3 separate regions of the Mus musculus genome follow, and all the other regions are linked to region 2. The links are chromatin contacts, found by Hi-C or POLR2A ChIA-PET in ENCODE. All regions are on one chromosome and are shown on one strand. The core of a region is the stretch at or near the end of the contact, and the rest is flanking DNA. Distances in the headings are between cores, read along the strand shown.

Region 1 (3,540 bases), core at 673-3,172, 39 kb before region 2:
AAAGAGGGAAAAGGAGAGGAAAGAGAGAGACCCAAACGTCAGGATTAGATAGGAAGGAGCCACTAAGGGAATGGCAGCCCAGCCCTGGACTGGAAAATTCAATGATGGGAGCAGGGTATGCCAGGTAGGGAGTGAGGGATGCTGGGAGAACCTGGAGGCCAGGTCTGCTTTGATATATATACACCTCAGTTGCTTGTCCAGGGGTTCAAAACCAAACACTTGAACTTCTGATATTCCTGAGCTACAGGTATGTGCCACCACACCCAACGGGCAGCCGGCTTTTGTCAAAACTCAGTCTGCCCTGAGGGCTTGGTAGACCAGCTGCCCAAACAGGAAGCCTTATATAATTCTGTAACCCTGACCTTGGGCCCTGAATCTCTCTCTTCTGTAAACAGTCCATTCAACTCAGGAAGGCCTGTAGGCCAGACGGGGACATATTTTGAAAAACACACAATTACAAATGCTGAAAAAGAAAAAAAGAAAAAAGAAAAAAACAAAACAATTCCCTAAGCGTAAGAGGAAGTGACTGTGTCTGAGTCAGGGGTAGAAAAAAATCCAGAAAGTCATGGAACAAATGGCAATGACATCTTCCTGGTGATGAATGTGCCAGGACGGCCGTCTGTGTGCACAGTTGACTCAATAGCACCTGTTGGCAAAGCCGGGAGATGAAGTGCTAAAGAGATCGTATTCCCATCTGGGAACAACACCCGCTGCCTGGGAAATTAGTAACCCTGAAGACCGAAATGTCCCTCCCGATTTCAACACACGGTTCCCTGGCTCTAGAAAGGCTGTGTGGTTCACACAGGCCAGCGGCCCTACCAAGCTTACTCAGACCCCCCGGCCTTAACCTTTGCCCTTACACGATGTGGGCAAAAACAACTCTAACATCTCATGGTTTCAGGCATGGGCTGGTTTTGGCTTATAGTATTATTTGATTGTCAAGCTTCGTGGAGGTCTATACTACAGGGCTCAGACCTTAACCCCTGGACCCCGCGCCTTCTGAAGAGACACCTCCAGCATTCTTCAGTGTCCTCTAATTTAGTTAATTAATGAAAGTTTCTGAGAGGACCAGGTACTTTGATCTGAACCTCTCAAGCTTCCGTGTACCGTTTCCAGATGCAGAGCCAGGAAGCGCTGGGTCCTGTGGGCTAACAGCGACTCGGGACTGGGCCTCCATTTCTGCCCAACATTGGAAAGGGGGTAGGGCAGTGTCTAAGAGGATCAGACAGCCTAAAAACACAGCCGCTGGCATTTTACTGGGTGTAGCTGCAGTCTGGGAAGCTGATCTGGCAGTGTGGAAATCTTCAGTAATCCTTATAACACAGGAACCCAGCAGGGCTGACTGGGAAAGCTTCAAAACCCAAAAGGTGTCTGTATGTGGAATATACGAGACAAACAGGGAAAATGGGAGTAATTACAGCAGGAATCACGTTTTGTTGATGCTTTTTCAAGACAAAGCCTGAGTAAGGAGTCCAGGCTGGTCTTGAACCCTGGTCTTCCCACATCGGCCTCAAAAGGAAGAAATCACAGGCCCGAGCCTCCTGCAATGTTTACCAGACCCTGTTCCCAGTATTCTCCCTCACTGATTCTGGGGAGGAGGGGGGCGTCTGAGTCCAGAGGTTTCATTCCGTGGATAATTGTCAATGTGCTTAAATAAAAGTGAAGACTCTCTACAGGTAGATCTGCTAGCGTTTACCTTTAATTTCCGCACTCAGGAGACAGAAGCAGCCTAGTCTACATAGTGAGTTCCAGGACAGCCAAGGCTAAATATCTACCATATCTCGAAAACAACAACAAAAATGGGGACATTTTGAATGGATTCCATCTCTGCACCAGAGACAGGTCGGCACACTTCCACAAAACTTACCAGCGGGAACTGCCGCGGAGTTCCGAACACGTGCATGTTGTTCCGATGTTGGCCACCAGGGCGTGCGAGAGAGCAGGACAGCCTGCAGCACTTAAGTTTGTTTTCCCAGACTTTGTCTTGGGAGGGAGGAGGTTGGGTGCGGGGGCAGTTAGGCGAGATGCAGCTGGCTCAAAAACAATCCGTTTGTTCCCTGAAATTATCCCACTCGCCTTTTAGAAGTCAAAGGTTGCCACGTTACCTGTTGCCAGGTTCCTAAGAGTGCTCGGGGGAAAATGTGGGTGAGAATGGCTCTCCTGAAGCCTGGTGGGGTTTCAAGCTTTGCCCAACACTGACGCTGACATTTGGAGGGCAGCTGCGACGGATCTGAGTCTAGTTTGGTTGCAGGTCTAATAGAGTGGCTGTGACTTACATCCTTTACAGGCATCAAGTGCCTGGGGCTTCCCCCCACCCCACCCCCTTCTTTTAATGGCACTTAGCTTTCAGATTCCTCCCCTCCCGGGATTTCTATACAGTGCACGCTCTGTGCAAACCAGCCACGCCTCCGGAATTCCAAGTTTTGTAGCAACCTTTTAGTTGGGAATATATATGTATTATGTTTTTATATATAGATATGAATCCCAAACATTGCGTCCAAGAGACAAGCCTTTCCTTTCTTCCTGCCTCTGAGAACAATGTTTTGTTTGATTAGCCCGGGCAATGGGGCTCTCCCTCGAAAAGGCGGGGGCTATCAGTTGAATAGATCTTCAAGCCAGACATGCCGAGGCTTGGGGCGTTTGTCTGGCATTAGGAAGTGTCTGGGATCCTGGTAATCACCAACTGGCGAGGGTGTGGATGACTGCAAGAGTTATTGCCGGCCCCTCCCTCCTCGGCTCGCTCAGAGCCGCTTCCCCCCCCCCCCCCATTCAGTGACAGGGAAAAGTGTTTTCCGTGGAGGATGCCTTGAGTGGAAGTCATTCTCACACAGGCACCTCCCAGGAGCCAGAATGCATACTAACTACTGTGGGGTGCACTGTACCTCCCAGAGGTGGGCTGGCAAGCGAGTGCGCCTCACCAACCACCAGGATCTCTCTGGGTGGCCTGAAAAGGGGGAAGCTGTAAATATTTTTGAAATAGGGCAGTAATTTTTCCATGTGGACTCTGTTGGGCAGAGATTTTGCAAGGTTTTGTTAATTTTTTAGAACTTATATATACTTAGGTATTTTCTCTTTTTAAAATTGTTTGTTTGTTTGGTAGTTCTGAGGATTAAAGGCAGACCTTTTTGAGACTGCAGCAAGATTTCTACATAGCCCTGGCTGTCCTGGAACTTGCTATGTAGACCAGGCTGGCCTCAAACTCACAGGGATCCGCCAGCTGGAGAGATGGCTCAGAGGTCCAGAGCACTTGCAGAGGACCTGTGTTCCATTCCCAGCACTTACGTGAGGGCTTTTGACCATCCCGACACCAGCTGCACGGGATCCGGTCCACAGGCAGCAGGTATGCATGTGGTGGACAGAATACACAGGGGGGGGGGCGGGGGGGGAGGTAAAAATCATATGCATAAATTTAAATAAATCTTTTAAAGAAAGAAAGAAAATTGTCTGATCTGTGCTTGTGCGCCTTCCCAGGAAATGAGTCGTCACTACAGAATAATGTCCTTCTGTTCTGTGTATGAACAATGTGTGACTACACATCTT
Region 2 (3,879 bases), core at 549-3,048:
TGAAAATTTCTCAAGAGCCCTGAAATCCATAGGTCCATGGACAAGTATATAGTGAAGAAAAGGGAAATTCTGAACATACTTGTTTAATTTCCCTTTGGAGTCCCAACCTTTTTTTTTTTTTTTTGCTTTTTAAAAGTTTTATTCACTAGAGTTGGGGTTGTGAGAGTGTGAGGTTTAAGGTTGCAGTTAGGGTTACAGCTAAGATTAGTCATAGTGTTAAGGTTGAGGTTTGTGATTGCAGTTACAGTTAGGGTTAGAATTAGGGTTTAGGTTATGACCTGGGGTCTGATTGTTTGTGACAGTGTCTCTTCGTCACCCAGGCTGTCCTGGAACTCACTCTGGAAACCAGGCTGGCCTTGAACTCAGAGATCTGCCAGCCTCTGCCTCCTGAGTGCTGGGATTCAAGGCGTACACCACCACCCACCCTCTAGGTTAGATTTTTAAATACAGTGAGGGGGAGGGCTGGTGAGATGGCTCAGTGGGTAAGAGCACCCGACTGTTCTTCCGAAGGTCCAGAGTTCAAATCCCAGCAACCACGTGGTGGCTCACAACCATCTGTAACAAGATCTGACTCCCTCTTCTGGAGTGTCTGAAGACAGCTACAGTGTACTTACATATAATAAATAAATAAATCTTAAAAAAAAATACAGTGAGGGAGAGATAAGAACTGGGTTCAGAGTTATCCCAGTTTTTAAATATTTCAAATGTTTGAAGCAGAGACTCCGTGAGATCCACTGCATAGCTCAGCACTTGAAGGTGCTGGCCATGCAACCTGACAGTCTAAGTTCATGTCCCAGAAACCACATGGTAAGGGGGAGAACCCACTCCCACTAGTTGACCTCTGACCCCCACAGGTATTCTCTGGGGTATAGGTAAGTGGCTGGCAGCGTTGCGTAGCATGTACAAGGCTTTAGATTCAATTCCTAACCACACACACCTGCATGAAAGGCGGTAGCCCTCAAGCGATCATCATGTTCATAAGAATGTAAGATATTTCATTGAATATCTTTCTGGGTCCAAAACAGAGAGAAGGAGAGGGAGAAAGGAGGGTTAGGAAAGGGAGAGAGGGAAAGAGAGCTGTGGTTAGAAACCCATTTGTGGGGCTGGAGAGATGGCTCAGCGTTTAAGAGGACTGACTGCCCTTCCTGAGTTCAATTCCCAGCAACCACATGGTGGCTCACAACCATCTGTAATAGAATCTGATGCCCTCTTCTGGCATGTCTGAAGACAGCTACAGTGTACTCGTATAAGAAACCCATTTGCTCAGTCAGTGCTTGAAGCAAAGCTGAGATTTGGGGGCGGGGGTTGTTAGGGCCATCTATTTTAGAGAAGGAATGGCCCATCTCATTTTAAAATTGTATTCACTTATCAATAGTCGGAACTCTTGACAGCGCCTCCCCGGGATACAGGTTTTAGCATTCCTAGACTGGACAACTCCAGAGTTCTGGAGCCCCAAGAAAACAGAAAACAAGCCAGCTAGCACTGGAAGAGAAAAACCATTAATTCTGTGGCTATGTGAAGCTATTATCCCCCACCCCCGTAAAAGCAAAGCAGGACAAAGACTTGGTTCTTGCTTTAGGCCTTCAGCCCTCCCAGTCCATAGTGGTTTGGGGCCAGATAAGAGAATAATGAAAGTCTGCAGTGGGCGAGGCTTCCTTCAAGCCAAGGCAGCTGACAGAATGCTTGTCTCCCCAGCACTTGAAGGAAAGTGATACCAGCTCTCCTCAGACAATGAGGCCCTTGTGTGAAACAGCTGTCCCAGGGAGATGGCTCAGTGCTGTTTGACAGTGGCTCGCATGTTACATGGAAACGTCTGGGATTATCTAACAGGGAAAGAACCAACCAGATGGAACTGAGCCCTTCTCACTAGGAATGCAGTCTCCGGCTGTGGGGGGAAAACGCAAGCTCGGGTTTCTCTGGCTGGAGGATAAAGTGCCGGTTTGTTGTACTTGGTAATCTATTTTTGCCTCCCGAATTGTGGACAACGTCTACGTGGAACTTTCAGGCTTTATCTGAAAGAGATAAATAAACAGTGTGTGCAGGAGGCTGGCTGACTCCACGTTAACTTCACCTGGCAAGAGTATCCAGGGTAGCAGATAGCATCCCCACACGAGGCTTGTGAGCTTGGACAGGGAACTCAAGGCAGGCGATGAAACCCTAAGTAAGCTTTGCCTGCTTTTAAGTTTGCTTACAGGAGCGGTGTGTGGCTGTTATTGTGACCAGCAATCGGTACCATCCCTGGGGTTCTTGTCCAGGGATGTCTCTACCACAGTTACACTCTGTGAGCCTGGCCATTCATTGGCCTGAGTGCAAGGCTAAATGGAGAGCTACAGGTGCATCCTGGTTAAGGGTGTGAATTCGAGTGAACACACATACACACAGAGTAGTGGTGGACAGAGACAGAGAAACAGAGAGAAAGCATATAGTCTGTTTCATAATTTCTGACTAACCTGAAACTACTTACTGATCACTATGTAGCAGTCATGGAGAGCAAATTGTGTGTAATTCGCTTTATGTTCAGCATTTGAAACGGCTATCTTTGCTGTGCTTTGCCCAGCACCAGTACTGCAAAGGACCAGAAACCATCCTTTAGTGATATCCTGTGTGGAGCCTGATATGATAAAGGCAAGACAGGACAGACTGAAAACAGATCCTCGAGTAGCCAGTGGGAGCCTGCAGTGTTCCAGGGGTCACAGGGAGTCGCACTACACAGGCTCAGAGAGTAAGGTCTCTTACCACTTTCTCAAACAAGAACTTTGATTAGAAAGAAGTGCAATGATACCAGGGAAATCATGTAGCTATTCTAAGAAACAAAAAATCCTCTATGTAGCCCTAGCTGGAACTCCTCTGTAGACAAGGCTGACTTGTCTCACAGAGATCCACCTGCTTCTGCCTGCCATGTGCTGAGATTAAAGGTACTAGCCACCATACCTGGCTAGCTGAGCATCTTCTAACTCAGTTCAATTTTGACAGTATCTGGAGGTAGCATCAAATTCTCTAGGATGAAGGTCAGTTCACAAGATCTTTGCCCCCAAACACTCTTCTTTGCCCCCCAACACACACACACAAATGCACACACACACACACACACACACACACACACACACGCATACACACTATAGATGACAATCTCATAACCCTAATTATTTTTTAAAATAGTTAGGCTGGGTCTGGAGAGATGACTCAGCAGATAAGTACCTCTCTTGTACCATACCCAAAATTTAATTCCTAACATCCATTTTAAACAGCTCACAACCTTCTCCGCCCAGGATCAAACACCTCTGACCTCTGAGGGGACCTGCATAGGTATACACAGACCTCTGCACAAACACAAATACATACACATAAGTGCACACTATAAGGAAAGAGATATAGCATACAGCCCCTGTACCCCTTCTTCGGGTTCAATTAACGTGCTTTAAGGACTCACAGGACTCAGGGAGATACAGTTACTAATTCATTATACGAAGGGCACTAGAGACGGCCCAGTAAAACCTGTGGAGGAGGCTGTCAGCCAGTTCTCGCCTCTCATGCAAAATAACCAGAGTTCAAAGTTGAGAACTCATGGAAAATGTCAGGCATTATGGTGCGTTGTAGTCCTTGGGCTAGTAGGGTGGAAATGCCGAGCTTGCTGGCTAGCCATCTAGCCTTAAATGGCTCAGCTCTGACCAACGAAGACCCTGAGTCAGAAAACAAGATGGATAGCTCTTCTAAGATGACCCCACACACACGGGGGTGACCTCTGGACTCCACACACAGGCACACACACATACACATCTTTTGTTTTTGGTGTTTTTTTGGTTTTTTCAACACGAGGTTTTTCTGTATAGCCTTGGCCATCCTGGAACTTGCTCTGTAGACCAGGCTAGCCTCAAACTC
Region 3 (3,972 bases), core at 1,085-3,584, 40 kb after region 2:
AGACCCCATTACAGATGGTTGTGAGCCCCCATGTGTTGCTGGGAACTGAACTCAGGACCTCTGGAAGAGCAGTCTTACCCACTGCGCCATCTCTCCAGCCCGTTTTTTGTTTGTTTTGTTTTTTTCTAAACAGCGTCTAACCATGTAGCTCCAGCTGTCCTGGAACTTACTGTGTAGACCAGGCTGGCCTGAAACTCAACAGAGATCCTCTTGCCTCTGCCTCCCAAGTGCTGGGATCTGTGCCCAACAAAAAGCAAGTTCTTTGAAGCAAACCTGAGCTGTCAACAAATGGATGCTGTTTACAGATCTTGCAGTGACTCTCCCTGGATGGGAGCCAAAGTCCTGCTTCCTCTTGCTTGTGGGCGAATGTCCTAGCCTCACTTCTGCCTTTTGGCTCCATTCTGGCCCTGACTGGCCCGTTCCTCAGCCCACCCTTCTCCATCTTCTAATGACACAGCAGCAAAGCGATCCCTACTTCCCTCTCCTCCGGACCTCATAGGAGGAAGCAGTGTGAGTGAGGGCTTCAAAGATGGTCACAAGATTAAGAGAGCGATGACGAGTTCGCTAAGAACGGGGTGACCATGGTCTCTCGGGCTGAGGGTTGGTTACTGTGTTTTATCCCTTTGGGTGCTGGAATCTTTCCCATGCCAGGCCAGGGCTTTACCTCGGAGTTTGCCCCAGATCAACCCCAGTTCTTTTATTAACTTATTCTATAGGTCCCAGTGTTTTGTCTGAATGTGTGTGTGTCTACTCTGTTCTACCCAGTGCCCTGCACAGGCCAGAAAACTGTGGAATTCTCAGGACCTGGAGTTACTGTTGGTTGTAAGTTGCCCAGTGAGTTCTGTTATCAGTGTCCTCTTGAAGAGCAGCCAGCGCTTTTAACCACCGAGCCACCTCTTCAGACCCCAGTCCTGGTTCTTAATTGATCAGGGATGGGCTTCTCCTTGGCAGAGCCTCTAATCTGCTATCACCGTCTTCTCCCTCTGAGAGCTCAGTTTACCTTCTGTGATTCTCAACAACTTTGAAGTTCGTGGGATTTTGGGGAGGGGTGGGGAGATTGGTGGAGAGTGGTATTGTTTTAAATACCAAATCTTACATAAAGAAATTAAGCTTTTCAAAGATTCTGAATAATATTCCTTAGAAGGCTCTACGTAGCTCCAAGGAAAAGGTTTGCCTCGAACTGACCAGGTCCTGAGTTCAAGCCCTAGTACCATATAAAAAGGACAAAAAGCTTGCTACACAAATAGTTCTTCCTCCTACCTCCACACCCGCGCTATCACAACATAAGCCATCAGTAAATCAGAGCCAGGGAGACAGAAGGTGCCAACCAGTGACCTGAGTTCAACCTCCTAAAGAAGATGAAGGAGATACCTGGCAGTTCCCAGTGTACTCCTCCAGACACTTGCCTACATGTGCACCCTCAGCACACACAAAATACGTGTCAAGTTTTTAAAAATCATTCTTGAATCCCAAATGGGATTAAGATCCCAGAACCAAGAAAATCCAAAGGCAAGCAGGAACTAAAATTTGAGAATAGAAAGGACTACTAGCGGGATGTGGAGACGGAAGACAGCAGGGAGAATGTGGACCTTGAGGCCAGCTAGGTCTGTAAAGTGAAACTTTGTCTCAAAACACAGATAAGATAGATAGATAGATAGATAGATAGATAGATAGATAGATAGATAGATAGATAGGATAGATGCATATATTCATACATATATACATACATACATGGAGTGAAACTTGTCTCAAAACACAGATAAGTAGGTAGGTAGATAAGATAAATAGAAAAGATAGATGCATACATTCATTTATACATACATACATACACACACACACACACACACACACACACACACACACACGGAGAGAAACTTAGTCTCAAACCAGATAGATAGATAGATAGATAGATATAGATAGATAGTCAGACAGACTGGTTGACTCTGTTGGTTAGTTTTGTAGTTTCTGTATCAAAATTTCAAACCACTGCCTTCCTGGTATAGAGTTCCCTCAAACTGGGGCTTTTCACATCACCTTCCGCCAGCAAGCATTACATGATATGCCCATCTCCACTTCTCCGCAAAGGAGCTCGAGTCAGGTCCTCCTCTGGACGAAGAAATCTGAGTTAGCAGTTGGCCCAGCCCTCTGCAAATGGCACACGGGGCTGGCAGTGGCTGCACCTTGCGGACCGAGGACAATAGTCCGGTGCGAAGCTTGGCGTTTGTGTGCGGACCCAGGGGGCGGGGTGGGGGTGGGAGCCTCAGAAACAGGAAGGCCGAGATTACAGTCGGTTTTACAGCTCTTTTGAAGTCGCCGGGAGCCAGCTCGGGAAGCCTGCAGGCTGTGAGCACGTTGATCAAAGGTCCCTTTGCGGGCTCAAATTAACAGGGAGCTGGCGAGCCCGCGCAGCACCTGCCTGGGAAGAGCAGCGCCACAGCAAACCGGCTCATCTTGCCGGGAGGTGAGCCTCTCAAAAAGCTTGCCCAGGCAAAGTACTTAGGTTCTGTCTGGGTCGGAGGGGAAAGGCGTGGTCTGTTTTCTTTGCGTAGAGATATTTATTTTTAACGTTGATCTTTACGCCACTAGAGCCCTCCCCCCTCCGCTCTAATCCACAAGCAACCCCTTTTCAAAAATGGATGGATGAGTTGAGATTGGGAGAGGAATGAATGGTTTTATCATAAAATTGCGCCGGCCCCTTTACGCAGCGTTGTCCCTTTCATCCCTATTAAAAGCCATAGTATTGATAGGGTTTTTTGTTTTGTTTTGTTTTTTAAAGAGTAGCCCTAAAGGGTCAGAATAAAAACAAACACACTGGAAAACAAAGCCCGTGGGCTCAGAGAGCTGATGCCTAGAAAAGAAAGTGAAAAGTTATGTATAGTTGGGTGTTAATACACCGAGAAGCTGCGGAGAGCGCACAGGAGTTCATTGTGTCAGACTCTTTGTAGTTAATGAGACTTAGGAAATCCCCGAGGACTCGGCAGTGCCTCGAGTCTTCCTAAGGAGCAGATGTGGTCAAAAGGAAAATGGAGAAGGGGTAACTTGGTAGACAACAGAGGATAGAGGTATTTAGAAAATAAAATTATAAACGATCATTTGCCAAGGCAACTCCAAAATCCTTTAGAGTATAGGGTGGTTTTGTTCATTTGTTTTTTGGGGTTATCTCTTTGCAAGTCATTTGATTTCAAATGCAGTGCTCGCACAGCATGCAGAATCTGCTGGGGATTGAGGGCTGCATTACAGCCCATAGCCTCAGACAGGCTGAACTCACCAGCCAGCCAGCTTCCTCCCCCTGTACAGCAGTAACAACACCTCTCACTAGGGTTGTGAAGTCTAAACGACTGTACATAAGGTGCCCAATAAATAAGATAATGTGATAAGTGGCAATATAAGGTGTGCAATAGATAGACTATTACTTTTAAGTCAATCTGACTTTGTGTTTCTATGTTTACACATGTAGTATTTGGAAATGAACCTTGGACTTTAAGAACGCTTGGAGTCATTGAACCACACCCAACTCCTATTCTGACATTTCACTGCTATCCAGGATTTACAGAAAATGTTAGAAAAACTCTGCAGCAATGTTATTTTGAAATTTATAAAGCCTTTACAAAAATGTGAAGAAAGATGTATATATTTGTGGCATCTTGATCTCTACTATAAATTGCGAAATGATTGGATTGAGCTTAAGGTATTAAAGCTTTTAATTAGAAAATTTTAAATAAATGATGTTCTGGATATGTCATGCATGTAACTTTGGAGAAAAATGTCAACTACGTGTAACACCCCCTGACTTGCCATTATACCTATTATGGATTCAAAGGAATTTAATACACCTGTCTAGTTTAGTCTGGTCTATCTTTTTTTTCCCGCTCTTTGGTGGTGTTTTGTGTTTAGTGGGGATGGAAGCCCAGGCCTTGCCCCTCCAACTGAGCTACATTCCTGGATTCCTGGGATCTTGTTTTGGTTTTTCTT

Evidence for each region. A loop is a pair of places that touch in the nucleus more often than their neighbours do. ChIA-PET counts read pairs that join two places held with the same protein, here RNA polymerase II (POLR2A).
Region 1: POLR2A ChIA-PET joins it to region 2 with 45 read pairs in Patski. The contact joins two enhancer-like sites. A Hi-C loop is called at or near these places in 2 of 37 maps with a recorded cell type or tissue (adrenal gland and heart). POLR2A ChIA-PET finds 5 or more read pairs at or near these places in 4 of 5 experiments (Patski and embryonic stem cell).
Region 3: a loop to region 2 is called in a map of Patski, with 2.2 times the contacts of the local background. The contact joins two enhancer-like sites. A Hi-C loop is called at or near these places in 1 of 37 maps with a recorded cell type or tissue (Patski). POLR2A ChIA-PET finds 5 or more read pairs at or near these places in 4 of 5 experiments (Patski and embryonic stem cell).

Annotation. Positions count from the first base shown.
Region 1 is chr17:70,753,201-70,756,740 of GRCm38, forward strand. All of the region lies in intron 6 of Dlgap1 (DLG associated protein 1), which reads left to right. Among named protein-coding and RNA genes, the nearest start is that of Gm36746, 37 kb to the left of the region's middle. Within about 2 kb of position 1,923, at least 2 of the 3 ENCODE cell types and tissues checked have a DNase peak (open chromatin) inside an H3K27ac peak, as active enhancers do.
Region 2 is chr17:70,792,722-70,796,600 of GRCm38, forward strand. The region is part of intron 9 of Dlgap1 (DLG associated protein 1); the gene reads left to right. All of the region lies in intron 3 of Gm41609 (predicted gene, 41609), which reads right to left. Among named protein-coding and RNA genes, the nearest start is that of Gm41609, 11 kb to the right of the region's middle. Within about 2 kb of position 1,799, at least 1 of the 3 ENCODE cell types and tissues checked has a DNase peak (open chromatin) inside an H3K27ac peak, as active enhancers do.
Region 3 is chr17:70,832,342-70,836,313 of GRCm38, forward strand. No RefSeq gene overlaps it. Among named protein-coding and RNA genes, the nearest start is that of Gm41610, 7.0 kb to the right of the region's middle. Within about 2 kb of position 2,335, at least 2 of the 3 ENCODE cell types and tissues checked have a DNase peak (open chromatin) inside an H3K27ac peak, as active enhancers do.